3 separate regions of the Homo sapiens genome follow, and regions 1 and 2 are each linked to region 3. A link is a contact called in ENCODE Hi-C or POLR2A ChIA-PET data. All regions are on one chromosome and are shown on one strand. Each heading gives the region's core, a stretch centred on a gene start or an enhancer-like site at or near the end of the contact. The rest is flanking DNA. Distances are from core to core; before and after follow the strand shown. Region 1 overlaps UBE2E2 (ubiquitin conjugating enzyme E2 E2). Region 2 overlaps UBE2E2 (ubiquitin conjugating enzyme E2 E2). Region 3 overlaps UBE2E2 (ubiquitin conjugating enzyme E2 E2).

Region 1 (4,130 bases), core at 1,334-3,833, 250 kb before region 3:
TAATTTTTTGTATTTTTACGGGGTTTCACCATGTTAGCCAGGAAGGTCTCGATCTCCTGACCTCATGATCCACCTACCTTGGCCTCCCAAAGTGCTGGGATTATAGGCATGAGCCACCACGCCCTGCCTAGTTTTCTTAAATAATAAGAATTGAAAGCTGAAATTAATCCTTGATACATGGCCTTCAGAATGGATGCTGTGTTAGCAGGCATGAAAACAACATTCAACTCTTCATACATCTCTATCAGAGCTCTTGGGTGACCAGGTGTATTATCAACCAGTAGTAGTATTTAAAAATTTTTTTTTAACTTTTAAGTTCAGGGGTACATGTGCAGGATGTGCATGTTTGTTACACAGATAAACACGTGCCATGGTGGTTTGCTGCACAGATCATCCTATCACCTAGGTATTAATCCCAGCATCCATTAGTTATTCTTCCTGATGCTCCCCTTCCCTGCCCCCTCTGACAGGCCCCAGGGTGTGCTGTTCCTCACCATGTTTCCATGTACTCTCATCATTCAGCTCCCATTTATAAGTGAGAACATGTGGTGTTTGGTTTGTTTCTGTGCTAGTTTGCTGAGGATAATGGCTTCCAACACCATCCATGTCCATGCAAAGGACATGATCTTGTTCCTTTTTATGGCTGCACAGTATTCTATGGTGTGTATGTATCACATTTTCTTTATCCAGTCTATAATTGATGAGCATTTGGGTTGATTCCATGTCTTTGCTATTGTGAGTAGTGCTGCAATGAGCATATGTGTGCACGTATCTTAATAACAAAATAATTTATTTTCCTTTGGGTATACACCCAGTAATGGGACTGGTAGGTCAAATGGTATTTCTGCCTCTAGGTCACTGAAATATCACACTGTCTTCCACAATGGTTGAACTAATTTATACTCCCATCCACAGTGTAAATGCATTCCTTTTTCTCTGCAATGTTGACAGCATTTGTTGTTTTTTGACTTGTTAATAATAGACATTCTGACTGGCATGAGATGATATCTCATTGTGGTTTAATTTGCATTTCTCTAATGAGTGATTTTGAGCTTTTTTTCATATTTTTATTGGCCACACGTATGTCTTCTTTTGAGAAGTGTCTGTTCATGTCCTTTGCCCACTTTTAAATTTTTTTTCTTGTAAATTTGTTTAAGTTCCTTGTAGACTCTGGATATTAGATCTTTGAGTACTAGTATTTTGAAAAGAATCTTTTTTTTTTTTTTTTTCTGAGAGGTAGGTCTCAACCGTGGGCTTAAAATATTCAGTACGTCATATTAAAAAAGATGTGCTGTCATCCAGGCTTTGTTCTTCCACTCAGAGAGCACAGGCAGAGTAGGCACAGGCAAGTTTTTAAGGGTCCTAGGATTTTTGAAATGGTAAATGAGCACTGGCTTCAACTTGAAGTCACCAGCTACATTAGACCCCTACTAAGAGAGTCAGCCTGTCCTTTAAAGCTGTGTAGCCAGGCATTGATTTCTCTCCAGCTATAAATGTCCTAGATTGGTATCTTTCAACAGAAGGCTGTTTCATCTACAATGAAAATCTGTTTAATGTAGCCACCTTCATCAATTATCTTAGCTAGATCTTCTGGACAACTTGCTGTAGCTTCTATATCAGCAACTGCTTCTACATCTTGCACCTGCCTTGTTCCTTGGTCACCCTCAACCTTGCAATTTTATGTTAGGAAGATGGCTTCTTTTTTAAAACCTTGTGAGCCTACCTCTGCTAGCTTCCAACTTTTTTTCTGCAGCTTCCTCACCTCTCGGCCTTCACAGGATTGCAGAGAGTTACGGCCTTATGCTGGATTAGGCTTTGGCTTAAGGGAGTGTTGTAGCTGGTCTGACTGTCTATCCAGACCACTAAATCCCTATCAGCAATAAGGGTGTGTTGCTTTTTTTTTTTTTTAAATCATTCCTGTGTTCATCAAAGTAGCACTTTGTATTTTCTTTAAGAACTTTTCCTTTCCATTCACAACTGGCTAATGCTTGACACAAGAGGCCTAACTTTTGGCCTGTTTTGGCTTTTGACATGCTTTCCTCAATAAGCTTAATTATCTCCATCTTTCAATTTAAAGTGAGAGACATTTGACTCTTCCTTTCACTTGAACACTTAGAGGCCATTACAAATCAATTACAATAGTAGCATCAGAGATCACTGATCACAGATCACCATAAAGGATATAATAATAAAGTTTGAAATATTGTGAGAATTACCAAAATGTGACACAGAGACATGAAAGAGCACACGCTGTTGGAAAAATGGGGCTGACAGACACGGGCTTGCTACTAACCTTCAATTTGTTAAAAAAAAAAAACAATAACAACAGTATATGTGAAACACAAAAGCACTGTCAAACGAGGTGTGCCAGTACTGCCTTTTAGCTGTCTGTTTACTTTTCTGTTTTCTCACTGGACGGGAGCCCATGCACTCATTCAACAAATATTTATTGAGCCCCTACTCTGTTCCAGGTACTGGAGAACCAGTGCTAAACAAGTTTCTCCCCTCACAGGACTGTCTGTCATCTCTGTATCCCTCTTACCCTATATGTTTACTGCATGGATGGATGGATGATTAGAAGAATATAAGTAGATAAGGTATACACACAACAACAGCCATATATAGCACAGTCACTCCACAAGGCAGGTGTTCCTTTGCAGCACTAGCATTATAAATAGATTGCATCATAGATGTTTGTCCTGTCTCTACTCAAGGATTACTAGGAAGTCAGAGATAGGGACATGGTGGTGATTTTAACAGCATTCTTTCACTTTTCTCCTCTAATTATGTAAACATAATTTAAAAATTATGTTTTTTTAAACATAATTATTTTGTTATTGGAATTTGTGGCCTGCACTTTGCCATTTCTTGGATTCTTCAAGGCTATGATCCACTGTCCTCCGGCAGTTCCACTGTATCTTTGATTAATGTTATTCTTTTCGCTCCCCAAGTCACTGGAGGCTATCTGTGAGTTGTCTTAAAATGAGAGAAATAATTAATTTTTGTTTCTTTCATAATACTTTTATTCCATGGTTTGGTCTAGCCTAGTTTTATTTAAATCTTTTATAAAATTAAAACATAACAGATGTGCATTATAATAAATTCAAATAATACAGAAGTATGTATAAAGTAAAAAAATACTACCTTCTCTTCAACTCAATACCCCCTTCCACCTTGAGGCAACTACAGTTAATGGTTTGACCCTCATCCTTCCATATTTTATTTATTTAAATAGAAATCGCACAGACATTCTGCAACTCGCATTTTCTTCTGTAACAATGTACCGTAGCTGTGTTTCTGAGACAGCACATATTGACTTAGCACATTAGTTTTAGTAACTATAAGGCATTCCTTTGCATAGTGAGTCAGCATTCATTTTTCCACTCCCCTTATGATCACATTTAGATTTTGATTTTTTGCTGTTAGAACTATATTACAGTCTTGTATAAATCTTTGAGGACATATTTGAGTACTTCTGGAGGGCAGATTCCTGGACCACTGTATACATTTTAAATGTCTGGTAAATGCTGCCAAACCACCCTTCAATAAAAGTATGTACAATTTACTCTCTTTCTGGGCATTCTCACCAACTCATTATCAGCTTTTTTGTTTTTTTTCCAAACTAACAGAAAAATAATCTGTCGTTGTACCTGTATTTAATTTGATACCTACTGAAGTTTAACATTTTTTCAAGTTTGTTCACCATTTGTATTTCTTCTGTGAGTATTTTGTTCATGTCCTTAGTCCATTTTTTCTAATATGAAGGAACACTTTATACACTATAAATATTGAAAACACACTATAACTAAGCTTTGGCCTCAGTACTCGGTCAAAATTTGCTTTAGCTTTTGGAAGACGGAATAGGCAAATGCCTCATTCAATGTCATTTCCAGGTTTACTGAACTTGTAGAGATCAAAGATCATATAGGTTATTATCACATATAGTAAGCATAACATCATCACTTGGACTTACTGTTAGTATCTGAATACTGATTTTTAAATATTGGTAAGCATTCTGAATGTAACTTGGGACTAAAAATCTCTTTTAGCCAAAGACAAACTACATAATATATGAAGGAAACATCTGGCATTGTCTACACATGTATTCACACAAATGTTCAAAATGAGAG
Region 2 (4,697 bases), core at 54-2,553, 160 kb before region 3:
AAGTCCCCCAAATCCTGTTGAATCTTACTTCATTGTTATCTCTGTACTCTGATTATTGGCCGCATCAGCTCTCATTTAGATTATGGCACCAGCATCTTGCATGGTTTCCCTGCCTCCAGTTGTGCTTCCCTCCAATCTGTTTACCAAACTGCAGCTAGGGCAATTTCCAGAAACTCCTTTAAGTAGGATCTTTTGCTTCCCTGCTTTCTCTAGGTTCTTCACGATCAAGCCCAAAGTCCTTTGCAGCATACAAAGTCTTTCATAAAGAATTGGCTCCTGCTTACACTTCTGGTCCCATCCCTTGCCATCCCAAAGCTCCCCTTCAACTCTATTACTCCAATCATACTGGAATTACTTGCAGAGCTTTCAAGAGAGCTGGGCTCTTTCTTGTCTCCTGGCTTTTGCATAAGATGTTCTGTAGGTCTGACCATTCTATTTGACCCCTAGTTCTTAACTTGGCTGCAACCTTTCTGATCCCCTAAAGGCTGTACTAGGTTCTCCTTTGGAAGTGGTAACATTCTGTGCAAATATAAACGTTATAAAAACATAGACATAGGCCTCTAATTTTGGGGGAAGAAGACATATTAAGAAACAGCATTAACTGGATCAAAGGAAAAAAAGAACTCTATACTGACAGTGAAAAGGCATTCCCTATGCCCCAGAGGGTGTTCAGAAACAGGCCAGTACTGTAGTGTCTGAGAGGAGGACAAATGAAGACTAGTATTCCATAGACTCCTGAGATTCCCTGTATTTGTATTCATTAATTTTTTTTTAAAAAACCAATACTGCCAAAGTCTACCAAAACATCTTAGGAAGTTAGGATATAATAGCGCTGATAGAAAAGACCCATTTCATACACTAAACTCCATGCAGAAATGGACTGTTAATTTTATCCCCCATAAGGCTTCTTCCTAGTCCTTAAACATCTGGTTCTAATTCTCCTGAAATATTCCAAGAAAAATAATTATTTTGTACTTTTTTGTCAGTGAATGCTTAATAAATGGGAATGATATTTACCCTCAATCACACTTTACAGATTTGAGATGTAAAGATGAAAAAAATGATTTTGGCTATCTTTCACCAAATATCATTTTAAAGTCACTATTGTTACCTACTCTGTACCCTTTGTTATCACTGTCAACAACTTAGCAGAGAGTAAGAAATAGAAGAAAAAGAATATTTTAAATGAAAAAATAACTACTACTTAATCATCATAATACTTCCTTTTCCCAGGGAAAGCAGTAGCCAGCAAGCTTAGAGAGTAAACGAGCCTTCTATGAGTCACTGAGAAAGGAAGACTTCCTCAGTAAGTTCATGACACTCCTTGACTTCCCTGCCTCTTTTTGTGTTACGTGCGTGTATATTTAATTTTCCCAATGTGTGGATACCTTGCAATGAGTACACAACTATGCCAACAGACTTAAAATTTTAAGAGACATAACTGTATAAAGTAGTGAGCAGGGATAAGCAGAGAAACTGGGAAGCAGGAAGAAAGACTACAGGGAAAAACTGTATATTCTTCCTTTTCTTTTTAAGCTACATTTTTATAATATGCATTTACTTGTAAACATAAAGACCAACCACGGAATCAACAAGAACTAAGTCTTACTTTTTACAGGTTAAGTATCTCTTATCTGAAATGCTTGGGACCAGAAGTTTTTCAGATTTAAAATTTTCAAATTTCAGATGTTCAACATGTATATACATAGGTTGTTAGAAATAGGTTATGATTATAAAGACTTTGGAAACCATCTAGAGTTCAATTTTTTTATAACACAGAAGCAAGCAAGCATTAGAACTGGACTAGAAATCCATTCACTTGGACAATTAGGCATAAAATCAATCAGAATTAAAATACTGAATTATAATATCTGCAATCCTTTAATTAGCTGAAAGGACTCCAGAAATGAGCTGTGTGGTTCTCAACATTTTTTTCCCTTTTCCACTATACCTTCCTTTCCTTGCAGTAAAAATGACTCACTTCAGCAGTGATTCTCAGCATGCATATGGGGGGAAGGGGAAAGAAAGGAATACTTAGGAAAAATGAAAAGGCTCCTTCCCCGCTGAACACTTCCATTGAAGGCCTTCATTTCAAAGGCGATAATATTAAGGGTCAGAAAAGTGAAGTGCTTTGCTCAAGGTCACACCCAGAGAAGAAAACCTGAACCCTCTAATCCAGGGGTCCCCCACTCCCAGTACCAGTCCGTGGCCTGTTAGGAAGGAGGCCACACAGCAGGTGAGTGAGCAAAGCTTCATGTGTATTTACAGGCTCTCCCCATTGTTCGCATTACTCGCATTATCCCATGAAACTATTGTTGTTACCAGGCAAAGCAAGAAACTAGCAGGGCTCACCTCTTCCTTGACCTCTGCACTTATACCATGGAAACAGTAAGAGTTTCACTTTACGGGCTCTAATTTCCCTTTTCTATACCAGCTGTATGACATCTTGCATGCTAATGTCCTCTTCTGTCACATCAGCGGTGGCAATAGATTCTCACAGGAATGCAAACCCTACTGTGAAGTGCACATGTGAAGGATCTAGGCTGTGTATTCCTTATGAGAATCTAGTACCTAATGACCTGACACTGTCTCCCATCACCCACAGATGGGACCACCTAGATGCAGAAAAACAAGCTCAGGGCTCCCACTGATTCTACATGATGGTGAGTTATATAATTATTTCATTATATATTACAATGTAATAATATAAATAAAGTGTATAATAAATGTAACGTGCTTGAATCATCCCAAAACCATCTCCCCGACCCATGCCGTCTGTTGAAAAACTGTCTTCTATGAAACTGGTCCCTAGTGCCAAAAAGGTGGGGGACCACTGCTCTAATTCTAAAGTGAAGACTCTTATCCTGTCACTACATCTGCCAATTAGATACGAAGACTGAAGTAAAAAAACCAGAAAGGTAACCATTATGATAAACTACCCTGCTTGACAGGACACCAGAGATTAAGATGAGCATCTGAGTATATTTTTCAACCTTTTCATCCTGGGCATGTTTCAAATATGTAATGAAAGGCCTCAAGGTACTCAGGGCTTCCAGAAATAGCCTCTCTTATCTGTACTGTAAGAACACTTGGGCCTATGAGCTAGCAAATGTAGCAAAGAATATTTCTTAAATTAATTCCGCCCCCACCTCCCACCTGTTAGGCAGGGAAACTGTGGAGTTTTAATGTATCTACCGATCTTATCTGCAGTATAAACAAGCTTCTGACAAGAGGGTAAACCATTGCTGCCCCTACACAGTTTTCAGGAAGCCAAATCGCTTCTCAAAAATTTTCAATTCTCAAAAATGTTACCACTCATACACGGTGAAATGTAAAGCTTCCCGGTATCATTCTAATTGCATAATTATTACTTTCTAATATTTACAAAAGTAATCACAGTAAAAATTCCATTTAGAAGTTAAGATGGGGCAGATCTGAGGGACAGTTAACTATCTTAGACAGACTAGTTAAGCTGTGTAATTTGTGTTCTCACTCATAAGTGGGAGTTGAACGATGAGAACACATGGACACAGGGAGGGGAACATCACACATCGGGGCCTGTCGGCGGGGCGGTAGGGGGCTTAGCGGAGGAATAACATTTGGAGAAATACCTAATGTAGGTGACAGGTTGATGGGTGCAGCAAACCACCATGGCACTGGTATACCTATGTAACAAAAAACTGCACGTTCTGCACACGTATCCCAGAACTTAAAGTCTAATTAAAAAAAAAAAAAAAAGAAATGTAATCTGTATAAAGAGTTATTATCAAGACAAGTTGTTTCCAAGGTAGGTTAAATATCTACAAGACACTCAATATACTTCTCTTTGGCTGAGAACATCTTTTGTTTCTTGGCTATGAAAATAATAAACAATTTCTTCATACAGTTGTCTAGTTTATTCCTAAAAAGGTTGGTTGTGACATCCTACTACCTGCATTTTTTTTTTTTTAAATATTCCTTACACAATCATCTAGCTCCAAGACCCATCAACACTGTCTCTTCTACCACGCTGTCTGGAAGCCAACGTTATCAAAGCAGAGGAAGTGGAAGACAATTCAACCAGAAGACTAACAGCAAAAGTGACCTGCACACAGAGACACTTAATAAATGCTTGTTGAAGAATAATAAAGAAATATCTTTTGTAAAACATGAATCTATTACCGTAACATGGTGGTAAAGAAAGTATGCTTCAGATCCAGAGATGAAGCGTCCAAATCCTGGCAGTCCCACTTACCTTGTAACTCAGAGCAAGTTACTTAACTTCTTAATGTTACAGTTGTCCATCTCTGAAAAAGTAGCTACTCCAGAAAGTTGATGTGAGCATCAAATGAATTAATATATGTAAGGTGCCTAGAACAGTGCCTGGCTCATAGTAATGGCTATGTAAGTTTATACTATTGATGGCGGTAGTAGCGCAACCGGATTGGCCACTGTGGAGACACTGGCCACAGTGGGGGAGGCACATCTGGGGCTGCATGCTCTGTGAAGCTGGCAGGGGCAGGGAACAGGTGATCCCAGTGGGAGCCCCGGACCCTACCGAGTTGGTAGGGTGGGAGCCTGCACTTCTAGGCGCAGCTGCAGCTGCCCAGCAGTGGTTCTGACTCGGATATCCCTGTGCTCTCAGGACCTGGAAAGCCCCCTGCCCCTGCAGGCTTGGAAGTGCCTGCTCCTACTCCCTGGCCTCTTCCCAATCCCAG
Region 3 (4,171 bases), core at 459-2,958:
TCTGTATTGGTTGATACAAGTATTTGTCCTAGTTAAAAGGCTGCTTAAGGAGTTTCATGTTAGTAAAATAGAGTAGATGATGGTGAGAGGAAAGGGGTGGTATATCAGATTCCGTATTGCAGATTAAACTTTATGTGCCATTACCATCAGAGAAATGCAAATCAAAACCACAATGAGATATCATCTCACACCAGTTAGAATGGCGATCATTAAAAAGTCAGGAAACAACAGGTGCTGGAGAGGATGTGGAGAAATAGGAACACTTTTACACTGTTGGTGGGACTGTAAACTAGTTCAACCATTGTGGAAGACAGTGTGGTGATTCCTCAAGGACCTAGAACTAGAAGTACTATTTGACCCAGCCATTCCATTACTGGGTATATATCCAAAGGATTATAAATCATGCTGCTATAAAGACATATGCACATGTATGTTTATTGCAGCACTATTCACAATAGCAAAGACTTGGAACCAACCCAAATGTCCAACAATGACAGACTGGATTAAGAAAATGTGGCACATAAACACCACGGAATACCATGCAGCCATAAAAAAGGATGAGTTCATGTCCTTTGCAGGGACATGGATGAAGCTGGAAACCATCATTCTCAGCAAACTATCGCAAGGACAGAAAACCAAACATCGCATGTTCTCACTCATAGGTAGGAATTGAACAATAAGAACACTTGGACACAGGGTGGGGAACATCCCACACCAGGGCCTGTGGTGGGGTGGGGGGAGTGGGGAGGGACAGCATTAGGAGATATACCTAATGTAAATGACGAGTTAATGGGTGCAGCGCACCAACATGGGACATGTACACATATATAACAAACCTGCACGTTGTGCACATGTACCCAAGAACTTAAAGTATAAAACAAAAACAAACAAACAAAAAACCTTTATGTGCCATTAAAAGACTTCTGGAAAATCTCAAGTCAAAACTACATACAACCTCATACTTTTTTTTGTATAGGATATGTGACATTAATCATAAATTATTTAGAAAAAGGCAAGGGACAGACACATCTTAAATGTTTCTTTTAATCTAACCAATTTAAGAACATAAAAATCTCAGCAGCTGCTCAAAGGGTTAATTCCAAAAACTCAGAAATTTTTCAAAAAATGTTTTGAAAAATCTTGAAAAGCCAGATAATTGGTACCCTTCTCTTCCTTTTTAAAAGATTACAGATGGCCAGGCACGGTGGCTCAAGCCTATAATCCCAGCACTTTGGGAGGCCAAGGCAGGCAGATCACCTGAAGTCAGTAGCTCGAGAACAGCCTGGCCAAAATGGTGAAACACCGTTTCCACTAAAAATACAAAATTAGCCAGGCTTGGTGGCAGGCGCCTGTAATCCCAGCTACTCGGGAGGCTGAGGCAAGAGAATCACTTGAACCCCAGGGGTGGAGGTTGCAGTGAGCCAAGATCGCGCCACTGCACTCCAGCCTGGGCGAGAAAGCAAGACTCCACCTCAAAAATAAATAAATAAAAATAAAAGATTACAAAGCATGTATCTACAAGAAGTCAAAATGAGACAGAAAATTATATTTGGGAGTCTCCAAGAATCAAATGGTATCCTCTACCACCTAAACATGAATTCAGAAAAAGTATCAGGTTAAAAATATTTGTTCTTTCCCCTCATTACTCACAGTGTGACTATATCACTCATCACCCAAACCACAACACTGGAAAGTGAAAAAGGGTGATATTGATAATTTTGCCAGGATAAGAGAAGTTAGGATATAAGGGCTCCCTAGTTATTTTTATAATGGTCTCTCCTCTACTAGACCGAAGGTCAGTGATACGGAGGGGTTAGATATTCACTATTATATTTCTCACAGTAGCACATTCTCTCACACAAACTAAGCAGTCAAGCCTCACATGGTGAAAAATGAAACAAATACACCGGAGAGGACGTTCATAACTACTTAGCAAAGTGTAAACATTCTGACTAGTGGACAAAGACTAAGTGTGTAAGTCTATGGGTTTAGACTTTAAAACTCAAGAAAAGAATGAGAATGGAAATTACTTATGCTATCCCATTAAATATATCTAATGTTTTCTGTATACTAAAGGACCTACAAGTGTTCAAATCCTAACAGTAAAATCTTAAGAGTCATCACTAGTCAAGAAAAAGCTTCTGAAAGTATGGTATACTCCTGGTAAGTGAATAATGTGGGAATATATTTCTCCTCCAGCCCAGCCTCAGATTAGTATGTAAATTGTGAAAAGAGTACACAAATTGAATGTTTTTATTTGCTTTTCAATTGTTTCATGAATATTTACTATACAAAACACATTTTATTATTAAATCTAAATCCTTGTCCCAAAGGAAAAAAAAACACACAATAGCTTTATTGTGGCTACTTCAATTCTTAAAAGAGTAAAATAACCTAATAATTGTTTCTTACTGATCAAAAGTAATGTGTGCCTAGAAGATTCAAAACTGCTAAAGTTTCCTGATGGTACATAAGGACCTATATTCTGTACTGCTTCTCAACAACTTTGTATCAGCTTATCTAGTTTTCATTAGGACTAGTCCTGCTTGGCGGCAGAAAGCAATTGGTGTAGTTAAAATATTTATAGTTTCATTTCAGTTCCACTGTGGTTTGTTGAACAGACATAAAACCACAATCTTTATCATATGTGTCACTTCCTGTAATTCACAACTGAACCCAATTCCACTATTCATTATATAACACACTATTTAACAAAACAAAATACCACAGATAAAGAAAATAATTAGAATCCATTTAGGTTTTTTTTTTTTAAATTCTTTTCTCCAAGAGAGGTGTGAAAAGATCTTGAAAATCTGAAGAGGCATTTCCTAAGTGCTTTTCTTTCCTGCAGCTTTACTCAATTATACATAAGTCATCAATGCCTGTGATAACAGGATACAAAAAATAATAAGGATGCAGCACAAACAACCTAACTTTTTTATAGTTCTTCACACCTAAAATTTAAGAAATCAGCTAACAAATAACAAAACTGAAGGATGTAAACTTCATTTCCTATTCCACCTTCTGGTACTGCAGCTAATAAACAGGGAAATGGTCTACAGGTAGCTGGTAAAAGAAAGAGAGGAAAGGCAGAGAAAACACAAGAGCCAGTTTACCAGACACTAATTACACCTTCCTGGATGCTTCCCTTTTAAATTCCCTTCATAATTCATAAGGAATACGGTCCTTAAATTCATTTCTGGGATAGGCAAGAGTTTAGCTAGGATTTTTATTTTTAAACAAATTTAGACAAATATGAGTGACAAACTTCATTTTATAAGAAATTTAATTCGTATTTTATAAAATCACAGATTCAACTAATACAACATTACAATGAAACTGCTTCATCCAGGTCCCAAATAATCATAAGTGATGCAGTGGAACAGGAATAAACTGGCTAAGCACCAACTGAAGATATCAGAATATTTATGCAGCAAAAACCAGCAGACATCATATAGTAAGTAGTCAAAGAAATGTTTAGCATTGCACAGTTATTCCAGAAACAGGGAGTACACAATGTTTGGCTTATACAGTTTACAGACACACATCAAGCATGTACCATTTGTTCATTCATTTACTTTAAAAACATTTACTGAGCTCCATTATGGTTAATTCAAGGCCATGGAGAAGTGAAGAGGTATATCACAACTTTTGTCTTCAAGGAGCTCAATAATCAATCATGGCATGAACAAATAATACTTGTACCAAGTGAGGCAAGTACAAAAGTGCTATGAGAAAGCACAGGGGAATAAGAGATTTCTGCATCCTGTGAAAAACGGCAGCCTTCACAGAGAAGGTGACATTGAACTAAAACTAAAATAAGGACAGGAGTTTGCTAAAAGGGAAAAAAAGGAATCCTGGCATTCAGAGAAGTTTAACTTACACAAGTTGAATAGCCCTTATCTGAAATGCTTAACCCCAGAAGTGTTTTGGATATTTTATTTTTTCAGATTTTGAAATATGTGCATTATACCTACCTAGTGGGCATCCAAAATCCAAAAATCCAATTGAGAATTGAATGAGCATTTCCTTTCAGTGTTATGTTGGTGCTGAAAAAGTTGTGAATTACAAAGTGTTTTGAATTTTCGAATTTGGGATGCTCACCCCGTATTACTTACACCTGAGCTAGCCCTGGGGTCATGCCAAATGACCCAAATTGGTCTTCTTAAAT

Evidence for each region. A loop is a pair of places that touch in the nucleus more often than their neighbours do. ChIA-PET counts read pairs that join two places held with the same protein, here RNA polymerase II (POLR2A). Pooled maps may share reads with other maps.
Region 1: a loop to region 3 is called in a map of PC-3, with 11 times the contacts of the local background. The contact joins two enhancer-like sites. A Hi-C loop is called at or near these places in 1 of 168 maps with a recorded cell type or tissue (PC-3). POLR2A ChIA-PET finds 5 or more read pairs at or near these places in 1 of 52 experiments (activated naive CD4-positive, alpha-beta T cell).
Region 2: a loop to region 3 is called in a map of psoas muscle, with 1.9 times the contacts of the local background. The contact joins two enhancer-like sites. A Hi-C loop is called at or near these places in 1 of 168 maps with a recorded cell type or tissue (psoas muscle) and 1 of 50 pooled maps. POLR2A ChIA-PET finds 5 or more read pairs at or near these places in 1 of 52 experiments (GM12878).

Annotation. Positions count from the first base shown.
Region 1 is chr3:23,575,109-23,579,238 of GRCh38, reverse strand. The region is part of intron 5 of UBE2E2 (ubiquitin conjugating enzyme E2 E2); the gene reads right to left. Among named protein-coding and RNA genes, the nearest start is that of UBE2E1, 230 kb to the left of the region's middle. Within about 2 kb of position 2,583, at least 3 of the 41 ENCODE cell types and tissues checked have a DNase peak (open chromatin) inside an H3K27ac peak, as active enhancers do; they include PC-3, where a contact is called at or near this core.
Region 2 is chr3:23,487,242-23,491,938 of GRCh38, reverse strand. The region is part of intron 3 of UBE2E2 (ubiquitin conjugating enzyme E2 E2); the gene reads right to left. Among named protein-coding and RNA genes, the nearest start is that of UBE2E2, 290 kb to the right of the region's middle. Within about 2 kb of position 1,303, at least 2 of the 41 ENCODE cell types and tissues checked have a DNase peak (open chromatin) inside an H3K27ac peak, as active enhancers do.
Region 3 is chr3:23,323,393-23,327,563 of GRCh38, reverse strand. The region is part of intron 3 of UBE2E2 (ubiquitin conjugating enzyme E2 E2); the gene reads right to left. Among named protein-coding and RNA genes, the nearest start is that of UBE2E2, 120 kb to the right of the region's middle. Within about 2 kb of position 1,708, at least 3 of the 41 ENCODE cell types and tissues checked have a DNase peak (open chromatin) inside an H3K27ac peak, as active enhancers do; they include PC-3, where a contact is called at or near this core.